2 separate regions of the Mus musculus genome follow, and region 2 is linked to region 1. Evidence: chromatin contacts called from ENCODE Hi-C or POLR2A ChIA-PET data. All regions are on one chromosome and are shown on one strand. The core of a region is the stretch at or near the end of the contact, and the rest is flanking DNA. Distances in the headings are between cores, read along the strand shown.

Evidence for each region. A loop is a pair of places that touch in the nucleus more often than their neighbours do. ChIA-PET counts read pairs that join two places held with the same protein, here RNA polymerase II (POLR2A).
Region 2: a loop to region 1 is called in a map of mature B cell, with 7 times the contacts of the local background. The contact joins the promoter of Uty here to the promoter of Eif2s3y in region 1. A Hi-C loop is called at or near these places in 2 of 37 maps with a recorded cell type or tissue (mature B cell and mouse embryonic stem cell). POLR2A ChIA-PET finds 5 or more read pairs at or near these places in 1 of 5 experiments (embryonic stem cell).

Annotation. Positions count from the first base shown.
Region 1 is chrY:1,007,560-1,014,022 of GRCm38, reverse strand. Eif2s3y (eukaryotic translation initiation factor 2, subunit 3, structural gene Y-linked) reads right to left here and starts at 3,428. Exons shown (of 12, transcript NM_012011.2): 1 at 3,338-3,428; 2 at 2,700-2,763; 3 at 2,056-2,183; 4 at 1,854-1,975; 5 at 550-644. The coding sequence starts at 3,406.
Region 2 is chrY:1,242,992-1,249,454 of GRCm38, reverse strand. It overlaps Uty (ubiquitously transcribed tetratricopeptide repeat containing, Y-linked), which reads left to right and starts at 3,696. Exons shown (of 27, transcript NM_009484.3): 1 at 3,696-4,048; 2 at 4,236-4,299. The coding sequence starts at 3,903.

The DNA of each region.
Region 1 (6,463 bases), core at 2,179-4,678:
TGAGAACTCATTCCCTCTCCTGGTGTGTCTGAAATCAGCTACAGTGTACTTATGCATAATAATAAATAAATCTTTGGGCTTGAGCAAGCAGGAACTGAGCGACGAGTGGAGTTGACCAGAGCGAGTAGAGGTCCTAAAAAATTCAATTCCCTACAACCACATGAAGGTTCACAACCATCTGTACAGCTACAGTGTACTCACATAATTAATGAATAAATAAGTAAATTTTTTTTAAAAAATCACCTTCAAAAATAAACACAAACATAACAATGTACTATTAAGAAGAATTTGTTTTGCACAATTAGGATCATACTCCCTAGGTTGGGATATTAATTTATCTAGCAGTATAACCAAGTTCAATGCTTCTGGAAAAGTCTATGCGTATTCACTATAAGTGTTTTTTGTTTGTTTGTTTTTTTGATAGCTGATTAGAATTAGTATTTTTGGTTTTCTTGTTGGAAATTTTCCATTTATATTATCTTATGGTCCTTAACAACTCTAAAAGTTCTTAGACTTACACTGACTTAACTAAACCAATTCTGACTTTACCTATCAACAGAAGAGCTGCATCCATCACTGCTGCCCCATTCAGCATAGTTGCCATCAAAATATCATGACCAGGACAATCAACAAAGGAAACATGTCTAATGGAGAGATAATCATCAGTCTTCAAATCAACCAATAAAAAGATTACACACTCTTTAGATTTTTGCTAGAGAAATGGCTTAGTAAGTAAAGTACTTATACATATGGGAAGACCTTGGTACCAGCACCCATAAAAAGACCTATACCTTGAGTCTGTAATTCCAGCATAGAGGTGGAAAGGGGATGATCTCTGAAGCTTACTGGACCTGTCAGGCTGACTAATAAGCTCTAGGTTCAGTAATAAACAGTCTCAAAATTACAATAGAGCACAATAACAGAAAGACACATAATAGGCACCTGTAACTTCCACATTTTTATGTATGTCTGTGTGGACCTCCCTCCACATATAGATTTAAATCATACTGGGAATAATTCTGCTGCAAAGGAGTAGCTAAGAATTTGGATGCTTTCAGAACTTCAAAATGAAAAACCTAAGCAGCTTGTAAGGTCTTAAACTTGTGGACCTACTAATTTAGCCTCCCCCAAATGGGAATTACATGCCCTAGTACCAGGCCCAGCCAAATTAATTTAATAGTTACAGGTCTATCATATTATTTCTTTCATATTGTATAGTCTTTGACAGTTTTAGCTTCTTGAATAATCAAAGTATTTATTTTCACTAATTGTACAGTACTGTTTCAGAGGTACCTGCCTTAATTTTCTATTTCTTTCTTTTTAATAAAAGGTTTCACTATGTAGACCAGGCTGGCCACAAACTCAGAGAGGTTTATCTGCCTCTATCTCCCAAATATTGGGATTAAAACATTCACCACTAAACAATGGCCCCAATTTTCACTTTCATCTTTGACTTTGTAATTTGTTTTATTGTCTGCTATTAAATCTATCAAGTTTGAGGGGGAAAACATGAGATATCTGGAAAAAAGAAAATTTTATCTAATGACTTCATCCCTATATAGCAAATCTTATGATTTGTACAAACTAGTTTTGGAGATTTGAACAAATGGTTTTAAAATTATATTTACAGATAAGTAATTTTTTTTTTGAAGTGGTTTATAGATGGTTGATGCAGCCCTTAAAAAAAATTTAGGCTACTAAGCAACTGTCACATCTCCTAGAGAAAAGATATTAGTTAAGTTGTTTTTTTTTTTTTTAACCCACAGTTTACTAAAATAGAAATTTGTATCAATCTGACCTTTAATTAATTACTTAATAATTCTAATTATTTCATTAAGCATTGAAATAATCACCTGACTAGTCTGAAGTTTCCTTTGGTCCCTGGAATATCTGAAGGAAACTCATCAGGTGTACTACTTCCACAAGATCTGTAACATTCTGGTCGAGGACAACTTGAGTCATCAAGCTTATAAATCTGAAAATTTCAAAGACAATAATGAATTTTTGTAATAATTACTAATTAAATAGTTCCTACTTCCACAGTATATTACGTACTTTGGCATTAGCATATCCAAGTTTTATGGTAATATTCCTTTCTAGTTCATTTTTGAATCGGACAGTGTGAACACCAGAAATGGCTTTTACAACTGTAGATTTTCCATGAGCAACATGACCAATTGTGCCTACAAAAAACAAAAAGCTGTTATGCACATAACTACAGCAAGTACTTTAGACTTTATATTATGCATTTATATAAATATAACGTACAATGATATAATGTTAATTTCACCTTTTCACAAACCCTGTTTTCAAATATAACTGAAAAGTACTTTTTTACTATTGGTTAAACTTAAATGCAAGCATTTAATACCAGCACTTTGGAGGCACAGACGGGTAGACCTCTGTGAGCCTGAGACACTCACTTAATCTACAAAGCAAGACTACAAAGTGAGATCCTATCTATCTTCCAAAAGTTCCCTTTTAAAACACCCAAGTCTCGAGGATGTCAGCTTCCAGATTCCTGTGATTTCTGGAATATCTGATGGGAATTCTTTAGGTAACTACTTTTACAAGATCTGTAGCATTCTAACTGGGACAATTGGAGTCTGATAACTTCAAAGAAAATACAGAATTATCTATTGCCATAATCAACAATTAGATCAGAATAGTTTCAACTACCAATTAACAGTTGTTCTTACCTATATTAATTGTGGCTTGTCTGCTGATAATTTCACGTGAAAGCGGAGTCAACTTGGTAACATCCTGCAAGGAGACATTTTTAAGACCATTGCCTTTCAGGAGAAACCAACGTTTTCCTATAACCCATGGGTTTACAATACACATCTCCTTCCTGATCCTATTTTTAAAGGGGTTTTTCCTGTCTCTATCTTACTTTTTAAATTATTTTTAGAAATGTACGGAGAGAAACAGATGTTCTGGAGGTACATTTTCGTAGCAATCTTTAAAGGATTTTAGCGGTCGAGAAAACTAAAAAAAGAACATTATTCTCCGTACAAAATCAATTCAGTTTCACTACATCAGAGCTCGCGGACTTCGACGAAGGTAAAAACTTTTTTTCACGTATTTATAACAAGATTAACGTTTAAACTGTTTATCATATGATCCCCTCTCAAACCGTCTGAGGTTTAAAAAAAAAAAAAAGCCACATTAATAAAGCCTCAACGACAAGCTCTCGGTTCCAGGGTTTGGTCACTGACTGAAATACAGTCGGTATCACCGGTCTCCTTTCTCGCGCCCCAAAACTGCCAGGACAACCTAAACCCAACGCTTTCCCCACTATGGACTTTACATAGCAGTTCAGGAAGGAAAATCTCACCAAAGTGGCAAGATCCTGACGAGAAAGATGCGGCTGCCCGAGAGTGACACCGGCTTCTCCGCCCGCCATCTTGCTCACGAAAGAAGGAAGTGGCTGTGGCCTCCGCTGTCGCGTCACAAAACGCACAAGCCTATGGGCGGGGCTGTAAAATGGCGGATTAAAGGCTGACTAAGAATCTGGCCTGGAAGAACGGGCAGTAAACATAGGTGTAGCCTTATTACGAGGACTTTACTCTGACTGACTTTGTATATTGAGTTGTACGAAACTTACTAAAAAACAATATATAAAGTTCAACAGCTACTTGCCATGGACTTCATAACTATTAGTGCAGGCAACGTCAAGGGCAGCCCCAGTGAAAGCCCCACCCCATCCTAACCTCCATCCCAACCCCTACCCTCACCCCCAACTACGGGGCGGGATTAAAGGTAGCCTCTTGTTTTAGGTTCCATTAGTGTCTCAGACACTTGAATTTTAATGTGAGCGATCAGATTACTTTCTGATTTCTTTTACTAACCCTAACCCTAATTTATTTGCTCAGATGATAATTTAGTTTAATACATCTAGATTGACTGAAGGGTATTTTGTGGTCTTTCTGGACACAAGACGGCTGGTGGATTTTTGGTGAAGAGTTAGGTACCTGCAGAGCAGGGAAAATACCAAAACTGGAGAGCTTGCAATTAATATGCAACACGGTAGAAGTTATTTACATCGTTTAAGACAAAGAATAATAACAAAAAGAACTTGTAAAAACAAATCCAAAAACTGGCGAGCGAGCGAGCGAGCGAGCGAGCGAGAGAGAGAGAGAGAGAGAGAGAGAGAGAGAGAGAGAGAGAGAGAGAGAGAGAGAGAGACACGGAGGGACGGAGAGAGAGACGGAGAGAGACCGAGAGAGAGAGAGAGAGAGAGAGAGAGAGACACGGAGGGACGGAGGGAGAGACGGAGAGAGAGACGGAGAGAGACCGAGAGAGAGACAGAGAGAGAGAGAGAGAGAGAGAGAGAGAGAGAGAGAGAGAGAGAGAGAGAGGGAGAGAGGGAGGGAGAGAGAGAGCGAGGGAGGGAGGGAGGGAGGGAGGGAGGGAGAGACAGAGAGACCGAGAGAGACAGAGAGAGAGACAGAGAGACCGAGAGAGACAGAGAGAGAGAGACAGAGACAGAGAGAGAGAGAGAGAGACGGAGAGAGAGAGAGAGAGACCGAGAAAAGGGGAGGGTAGGCAGGCGTCAAGAGGGAGAGAGAGGACAAGGAAACATAACAAACAAACCCAACAACAACAACTAACAAAACAAACAAACAAAACAAAAGAGCCTGGCGTGGTGGCACACGCAGCACTTGGGAGGCAGAGGCAGGCGGATTTTTGGTCTACAGAGTGAGTTCCAGGGCTATACAGAGAAACCCTGTCTCGAAAAACCAAAACCAACCAAACAAACAAACAAAAACAAAAACAAAACAACAATAAAAAACTGCTTTAATAGAAATAACTATATTTATACATCTATATTTGATATTTAATTTTGGTGAAATAATTTAGGAGGCAAATATCTGTTTAAAAGTAAATATGAGGGTTGTGAAATGGCTCATTGGGTAAGAGCTCTGACTGCTCTTCTGAAGGTCTTGAGTTCAAATCCTAGCAACCACATGGTGGCTCACAACCATCTGTAATGAGATCTGACTCCTTCATCTGGTGTGTCTAAAGACAGCAACAGTGTACTTATTTATAATAATAAGTAAACCTTTTTTTTTTTAAAGTAAATATGGTTTTAATCCTAATACAGGGTCCTGGGAATTTATTTGTTCATGGCAAACTTGATCTGCATAGCAAGTTTCAGGGCAACATGAACTTTATAAACATGATTTCAAAAAACTAAATAGCAAAAAGCAAGGAAACAAAACACAAGGTAGAGGCAAATTTATGCTTAAGAATACTTGAAGCTGGCTGGGGAGATGGCTCAGTGGTTAAGAACACTGACTGCTCTTCCAAAGGTCCTGAGTTCAAATCCCACAACCACATGGTGGCTCACAACCATCCATAATGAGATCTGATGCCCTCTTCTGATGCATCTAAAGAAAGCTACAGTGTACTTAGACATAATAATAAATAAATGTTAAAAAAAAAGAATACTTGGAACTAAAAATATACCTCAGTGGTTAAAGTGCTTTGCTTTGTTTGCAGTTTTAGTTTCCTAGTGATGTTAACATCAAGAAAAGTAGAGGCAGGAGGATCAGAAGTTTAAGGTAGTACTTGTGGTCACATGGAGACATCCTTGAATATATGAAATCCTAAAAGAAAAGAGAGAGAGAGAGAAACCTTATTTGATCTTATTTTATGATAGTGTTATTAATCAATATTTTTGCATTTTACAGATTTTTTTGGAAAATTAAGAAATATAACTGACTATTGTCTCAGTATACTTTATAAATATTGATAATACAGTCAATTATTTTTTTGAAGATATAGGTGAAGTGTACTGTATTGCTTTAGTTGCATTAGCATTTTGATAACCTATCAAAATAATCTTGTGTAAACTCAAAGTCATTTGACTTCTTGAATTGCACCTACTCCTATTTTTTGAGCTGTTAGTCATTCCTTGTCTACCAACTCAAAAGCTGAGTCATCTAATAGCAGGTGAGCTTTATAGCAGATTTTTTTTCTATGAGATTTTCTCCTAGAAATGTCAGATAAGACACCCATGAAATCTCTCCAATATAGGTACCCAAATAAGACCTGAACAAGGAGGAGAAAAAGCTCATGAAGCCTAAACTTTGCATAAGAACTACAGGCAAATTAGGCAGAGAGTGAAAGAAATAGTCTTCCCTAGAAAAAAAGCATAACAAATTTGCTTATGCAATACCAAGTAGTTCCTGTCCACCTAAAGGAGTGTTTGTTTGTTTGTTTTGACTAGCAAAAAGGACATGGCTCTCCATTGTTATATCAATGGTTACATCTCAAAGCTCTCAGGCTCTTCTCACCTCCCCCACTCCTTCTACATGATGCTAGGACGCAGGCTGTTCCAGATCCCTGTTCTCTTTGTAATAGCAAGGTTTTCCCTTGCTCTGACTATCTTCTACTATTTTCTTTCCTGATATTATCAGTATTATCTGTTATTCTCTTCTATTCCCTCTTCTCTTAC
Region 2 (6,463 bases), core at 2,447-4,946, 240 kb before region 1:
TCTGTCTCCTTAGTGCTAGACTTAAAGGTATGTATAACACCCAGATGATAAACTAGATTTCTTTTTTTCTTTTTTTCCCCCCTTTGGTTTTCGAGACAGGGTTTCTCTGTATAGCTCTGGCTGTCCTGGAACTCACTCTGTAGACCAGACTGGCCTCGAACTCAGAAATCCTCCTGTCTCTGCCTCTCAAGTGCTGGAATTAAATGTATGTGCCACCACCGCCCAGCTAGCTTTCTTAAATTAAGCAGTTTCTGTCAGTGTTAGGGATTTTTACCTGCAATTCCATCATATTTGAATACTCTGTGACTGAGACTGTTAGGGTCCAGTAATAGCCATACAAACCCCTCAGAAGCCAATCTCAGTCATGTATCAATGGTTTATTGAACACATTCCTAGACTGATTAGTCAGGAGTGGGGATCGAAAACTTCAATAAGGCATTCCTCAGAACCAATTTTTATATGGGAAAAACAAGGACTTGGTACATTTGCAATGTTTATAACATTTGCAACATTTATGCTATCTAGACAAAGCAGTGCTGTCTGGCCTTTAAGCTGATAGGCTATGTATAGAGACAAGGAGACAAGGAGACCTCCAAAGTTCACAAGGCTCAGTGAAAAAGTATAACAACTTTTTTTCAGGGCAAGAAACAATAGGTCAAGTTAAATTTATGAGCTACAAAATGAAGATTGAGGGAATATGGCAGAATTTTAATATTTAACAGAGAAATGTCCTTAAACCCCCAAAGAGTAATTTAAAAGGGTTTTTATTATCAAACACCTTTTTCTGTTTTAAGATTCTCTATGTAGAGTAGGTTGCATTGGACAATTATCTTTCTGGCTTTACTTACTGAGTTCTGAAATTTGAAAGGATTCACCATTATTTCTTTGTGGCAAATATTTGTCAACCCCAGAACTCAGCAGATACAATAGTGGAAGAAATAAGTCAGCTCTTGCTCCCTCCCTTACCTCTATTCTCTAGCTCTTTTGCTCCCCTGCTCCCCCTCTCTCCCCATCCCCTTCCTTGCTCTCTCTATGTGGTCATGGCTGCCTTCTGCTTCTCTACTATCTCACACTCTTTGCCTTTCTACAATAAATGCCTTAAAACCAAAAAATAAAAAATAAGAAAAAAGTCAGCAGAGGAGAATGAAAGGATGGACTACTACTACTTCAGAACTGTTTAAACCTGAGAATTTTGAGGAGAAAGATTGTTTAGTTTCAACCCTTACAAGGGACTGAGGTACATATTTTACATATTAAAGCAGTCCTGGCCTCCAGATTCTCCTAGCATCCCTCAGTCCCAACCTGGCATTCTGTCTCCAAACCTAAACTTTTCAGGTCAGAGGCTGGGCTACCTTTCCCCCAGAAGCTTCTCCCTATATAATCCAGACATTTGGACAATGACTCCCCCCCCCATGTCCCCCTCCTTTTCCTTTTCCTCCTCTTCTTCCTCTTCCTCCCCACCTTGTCTTATCCTCTTTCTCTCTCTCTGTCTATCTCTCTCTCTCTCTTCTCCCTTCTCTGTGTACATGAGCTTTCTCTCTCCATGGTAACTTCCCTGGCCTCAGTTATTGGGGCCAGTGAACTTGCCCAAGAGCAGCTTCCCAATAAGCCTGCCTATATATAAAATATTAAAGACCTGTTCCACAATATCCAACTAAAGCAAGCTTTATTTAACACTGACTAGGAAGTTCAACACTGACTACATTCATGCCAGGATTCCAAGAGAAATGGCTTTGAATTAAAATCAGTCATGTGATCATGCAAAGAAACCTCTACAAATCTATGAACTTTCCATATTTGTCCAATTAGGGGTAAGCATACATCCTCACTGACTTCCTGTCTGCATATTTCTCACCTGTGTGTGATCAAGCATATCCTGAGCACTTGGGGCAACAAACCTTGCTATTGAACTAAAACACAACCTCCAGTATTCTGCAGTTATTTGTCCTTAGGTAAGTGTAGCATACACATTAACTTTAAAGAATTCCCAGAGCTGATTTTTTGTTTGTTTGTTTGTTTGTTTGTTTGTTTGTTTTTGAGAGAAAGTTTTTCTGTGTAGCCCTGGCTGTCCTGGAACTCACTCTGTAGACCAGGCTTCCTCAAACTCAGAAATCCACCTGCCTCTGCCTCCCAAGTGCTGGGATTAAAGGCGTGCACCACCACGGCTGGCTCTGACTTTTTTTTTTTTTAAGAGTTACTTTATTTATATGAGTACACTGTTACTGTTTTCAGACACCCCAGAAGAGGGCATTGGATCCCATTACAGATGGTTGTGAACCACCATGTTGGTGGTGGGAATTGAACTCAGGACCTCTGGAAGAGCAGTCAGTGCTCTTAACCATACCATGCAGTTAGTATCTGAGAGTAAAGTAGCAGAAGCTATACACCGTCTGAGAATCAATTCTTGTAGTGTAGGCTTCTGGAGTCCCAGAAACTGCTTTTCAAGTTAAATTGGGTGCAGGGAGGGAGGGGGAGAATAGGTCTAATTGTTTCTGAAACCTTTTGGCAGAAGGGTAAAAGATAAGTCAGATTGCCTGTTTTTTGCATCTTATGGCTTCCAGGTCTGCAAAGTGTTTTAGAAGCTTCCTAGAATTTTGTTATGGAAGCTTTTGAAAAGACTTAGACATGTTTTGTGGACCTGGTTTGGGGGTAGGGAATTTACTTGAAGAGGGATTAGGTAGTGTTTGCTAGCCAGTCTTCAATACAATTCAAGTTTAAGGTCATCTTAGATTTATAAATATTTGTGTTGGAGACTTGTGATACTGGTTTCTGAGATGGGGAACTAGGTTTCCTTGTGAAGGTCCAGGCCCAGTAAGTAATGGTAATACAAGTCAATTCAAAACTCCTGAGAACAGCAAAATTGGAACTTGTCTTATTATATTTTTTATTATTGTATTATATATAAATGAATGCTCCTCTTACAAAGTGTTGGATCATATTTACAAATTTTAGCTACAACAACCAAAAGGTCAAAAGAAATGGTATTGTTCTCAAATGGTTACTGCATCTTCAAAATGCAATGAGGGATTCCCCCGTCCTTCCCCCCCCCCCGCCCCCTCACGTCACTCCTTGCCCCCGCAGGGATAACCTTTGTGAGGGACTGTTCATTCACTATGATCTGTTGTTTAAGGACAAAGTCATGTGACTTTTATAAAGTTTTTTTGGTTTGATGTGGTTGAGTGGATGGGTAATTAATGAGTTTAGCTATGGTGGTGACAAAAAAACACGACCCAGTTACTCATTGAGGATGATTTCAATTTTAGCTGAATACATTTTGTTTTCCCAACGTGTGTGTCATTACTTCAAGATCTTAATTTTAAAGTTTGCTAGAATTAGTATTAAGGAGCACCGATTCTGGGAACTTAACAGAAGGTGTTCTGTAAGGCAAGAGGAAAATTTTTTTTTTTAACTATTTGGTCTCTAATTGGCTTTCATGTGCCCTAAAAACCGATGTTTGATGTATTTTTTCTTAGTGCTCTTTGTTCCTTGTGAGATCAGTATAGCAATTAAATGAAAGGGTCTGGATATCTAGTGTGGAATAAGAAAGAGTTACAAAGCATACCTAAAACTAATTTCACTGTGGTCGGTAGGTAGAGCTCTTAGGCTGACATCACGAGCTAGCGAAGTAGCAAGTTTAGCTGCACTGGTGATGACGCAAGTCAACAAAAGTCACGTGGGATAAAACGGTTGCTTCCATTGGAAAGCCTGGCTTTAGGGAGAGGTTATGGACGTTACGTGCGGTTCACACTGACGGTATTATAACAACTTTATGCGGATGCTAGCGAAGTTTGATATTCTAAGAACTTCGCTTAGGTTCTGCAACAATGAGTTCTTCTTGCGTTCACCATCTGCGTGGTAATGTGACCAGATAGCCTCTGCCGCTTTCTCCTTTGCCAGTTTCCATGAAATCTTACGGATTATCTCTCACTACTGCTGCCCTAGGTAATGAGGAAAAGAAAATGGCGGCGGAAAAGGCTAGAGGCGAGGGCGAAGAGGGGTCCTTCAGTCTCACAGTCGAAGAGAAGAAGGCGCTTTGTGGATTAGATAGGTACGCACTGCTAATACTTACAGGTTGTCTTTCTCTCTCCGGGTTCAAAAGACTCTCCAGGAGGCCTGACTGCATCTTGCTTGCGGTGACGACTCGCTTTCGCCTAGCACTGTTAACAATGTTTTGGGAGATTTTTTACTGATGTCTTTCTGTGATCATTAACAAGAGCCATGTATTTCTTCCACAGCAGCTTCTTCGGGTTCTTGACCCGATGCAAAGATGGCGCCAAGATGAAGACGCTGTTGAACAAGGTCAGCAACTGTTTAAACATAATTACTTATATTTTTCTCCTAAGCTTTTCACTGTTCCAAGCCTGGAGCCTCTCCCTACTCTGAAAGTGCTCATTATAGCTTTTAGGGATCTTTGAAACTTTTTTTTTCCTTCCCCGTTTCTCCTTTCTTGGCTTACTTTCCTGATAGTTTGAGGCCCTGCCTCAGCATACAGCCCAGAGCACTGCTTATTTTGCAGTTTTTCTGAGGTCAGCTATATCCTCCAGTTACTCATCTCAAGTTATGAGAAGACGCTTGGTTGTTGCAGCCTCTTGTGATATACACACGTTTTATTATTTTCCCATAAGGGACAAGTTATAGGTAAGGAGATAAAGAGTTTCCGTACTTAAAAAGAATTTTTTACGATGCAGTAGTAATACTATGCAGAAATAATACTGAATTCCAGTTTGGAATGTTAATTTTTTTTTTTTTTTACTTCCTTGTAGTTTATTTTCCAGAGAGTGAGAGAGCACACGGCATTTCCTTTGTGAAACTTTGCATTGTCATTTAGTTATTGGCTGCTGGTATCAATCAAGATGGTGGGAAATAGAGGGAGGAGAGGGGAAATGAAACAGTTTTAGAAAGGAAACAGGGTAGTTTTACCAAGAAAATATTAAACCTAGCAAGTACAGGTTAATGAAAAGTATTCCCCATTACTTAAAAGGAGAATTATCAAGTCTTTTTAAACCTTTAAAAAAAGATTCTTAGCCGGGCGGGGTGGCACATGCCTTTAATCCCAGCACTTGGGAGGCAGAGGCAGGCAGATTTCTGAGTTTGAGGCCAGTCTGGTCTACAGAGTGAGTTCCAGGACAGCCAGGGCTACACAGAGATACCCTGTCTCAAAAAAAAAAAAAAAATTCTTAAAGGTAACATATTTAGATACTTGTAAACCATAGCAAAAAAAGCACAGATCTGTGACATACATACTTGTTACCATTATATAGTTTCCGTTCTAATGAAAATCAGTGATTATAAACTTGATAATTTCATACCACCAATGAAGTATTAATAGTATTCTTTTTTGGTTTTTGGAGACAGGGTTTCTCAGTATAGCTCTGGTTGCTATACAGTTAATAGTGTTCTTAACATATATGTGTATATATAAATTTATGTATGTATGTATATATATATATACATATATATATATGCATATTATGCACACATAATTTTTGGTTTGGTTTGGTTGTGAGCCTAGCCTTTAAGGACTGAGTCCAAGATTTAAACACTCTTCAGGTGATATGTATAGAAACATATTTCTGTTTACTAGTAGGTTGCTAGGTTTCTGGTGTACAGTGGGTAATTTTAAATTTGATGTTAACCTCCACACTCTTTTAAGATTTCATGGTAAAAGCTTAAAGAAATGATTTTGTCTAGTTTTTATTTTTATTTTTTAATTTTTTTTATTTTTTTGGTTTTTGGAGACAGGGTTTCTCTGTATAGCTCTGGCTGTCCTGGAACTCACTTTGTAGACCAGGCTGGCCTCAAACTCAGAAATCTGCCTGTCTCTCCCTCCTGAGTGCTGGGATTAAAGGCATGCACCACCACGCCTGACGTGGTTTTTAAAGATATAATTATTTAACTATATCTTAGCATTTCTTTTTTTTTTTTAGAGTAGTAATTCTTATATTATAAAAAAGACTTGGTGTTGAATGTATTTTTGGAGTGACTACAACAACTATGTGTGATCCTGTTTGTCCTAGAACTCACAGACAGAAATATCACTTTCTCTGCTTTCTCATTGCTCATTGCTAAGATTAAAGCCCTGTTTTCCTAAAACTGGCTTCTTTTAAATTTAATAATTTTGTATATATTCATGTCTGGAAGTTATAGGACAAATTGTGGAAGTCAGTTTTCTTCTTCTATCATGTCAGGGCTGGAGGCAAGTCCTTTTACTAGCTAAGCCACTTCCTTGAACTTTCAGTTTATGTGTATAGTGTTTCTACTGCTTGTAGGTCTATTCCACTTGAGTGTCTGGTTCTACTAAGGAGTTTAGAAGAGACAGACCTATGGAACTGGAATTAGTGAAGGTTGTGAGCTTCACTAATCAAACCAGTGTTCTCTTGCAGAGCTCTTTAGTTTATTTAAGTAGCATATATTTTTCAGGTGCTTTGTAATATCAATTTATATGTTAGTAAACTGTTTTCAA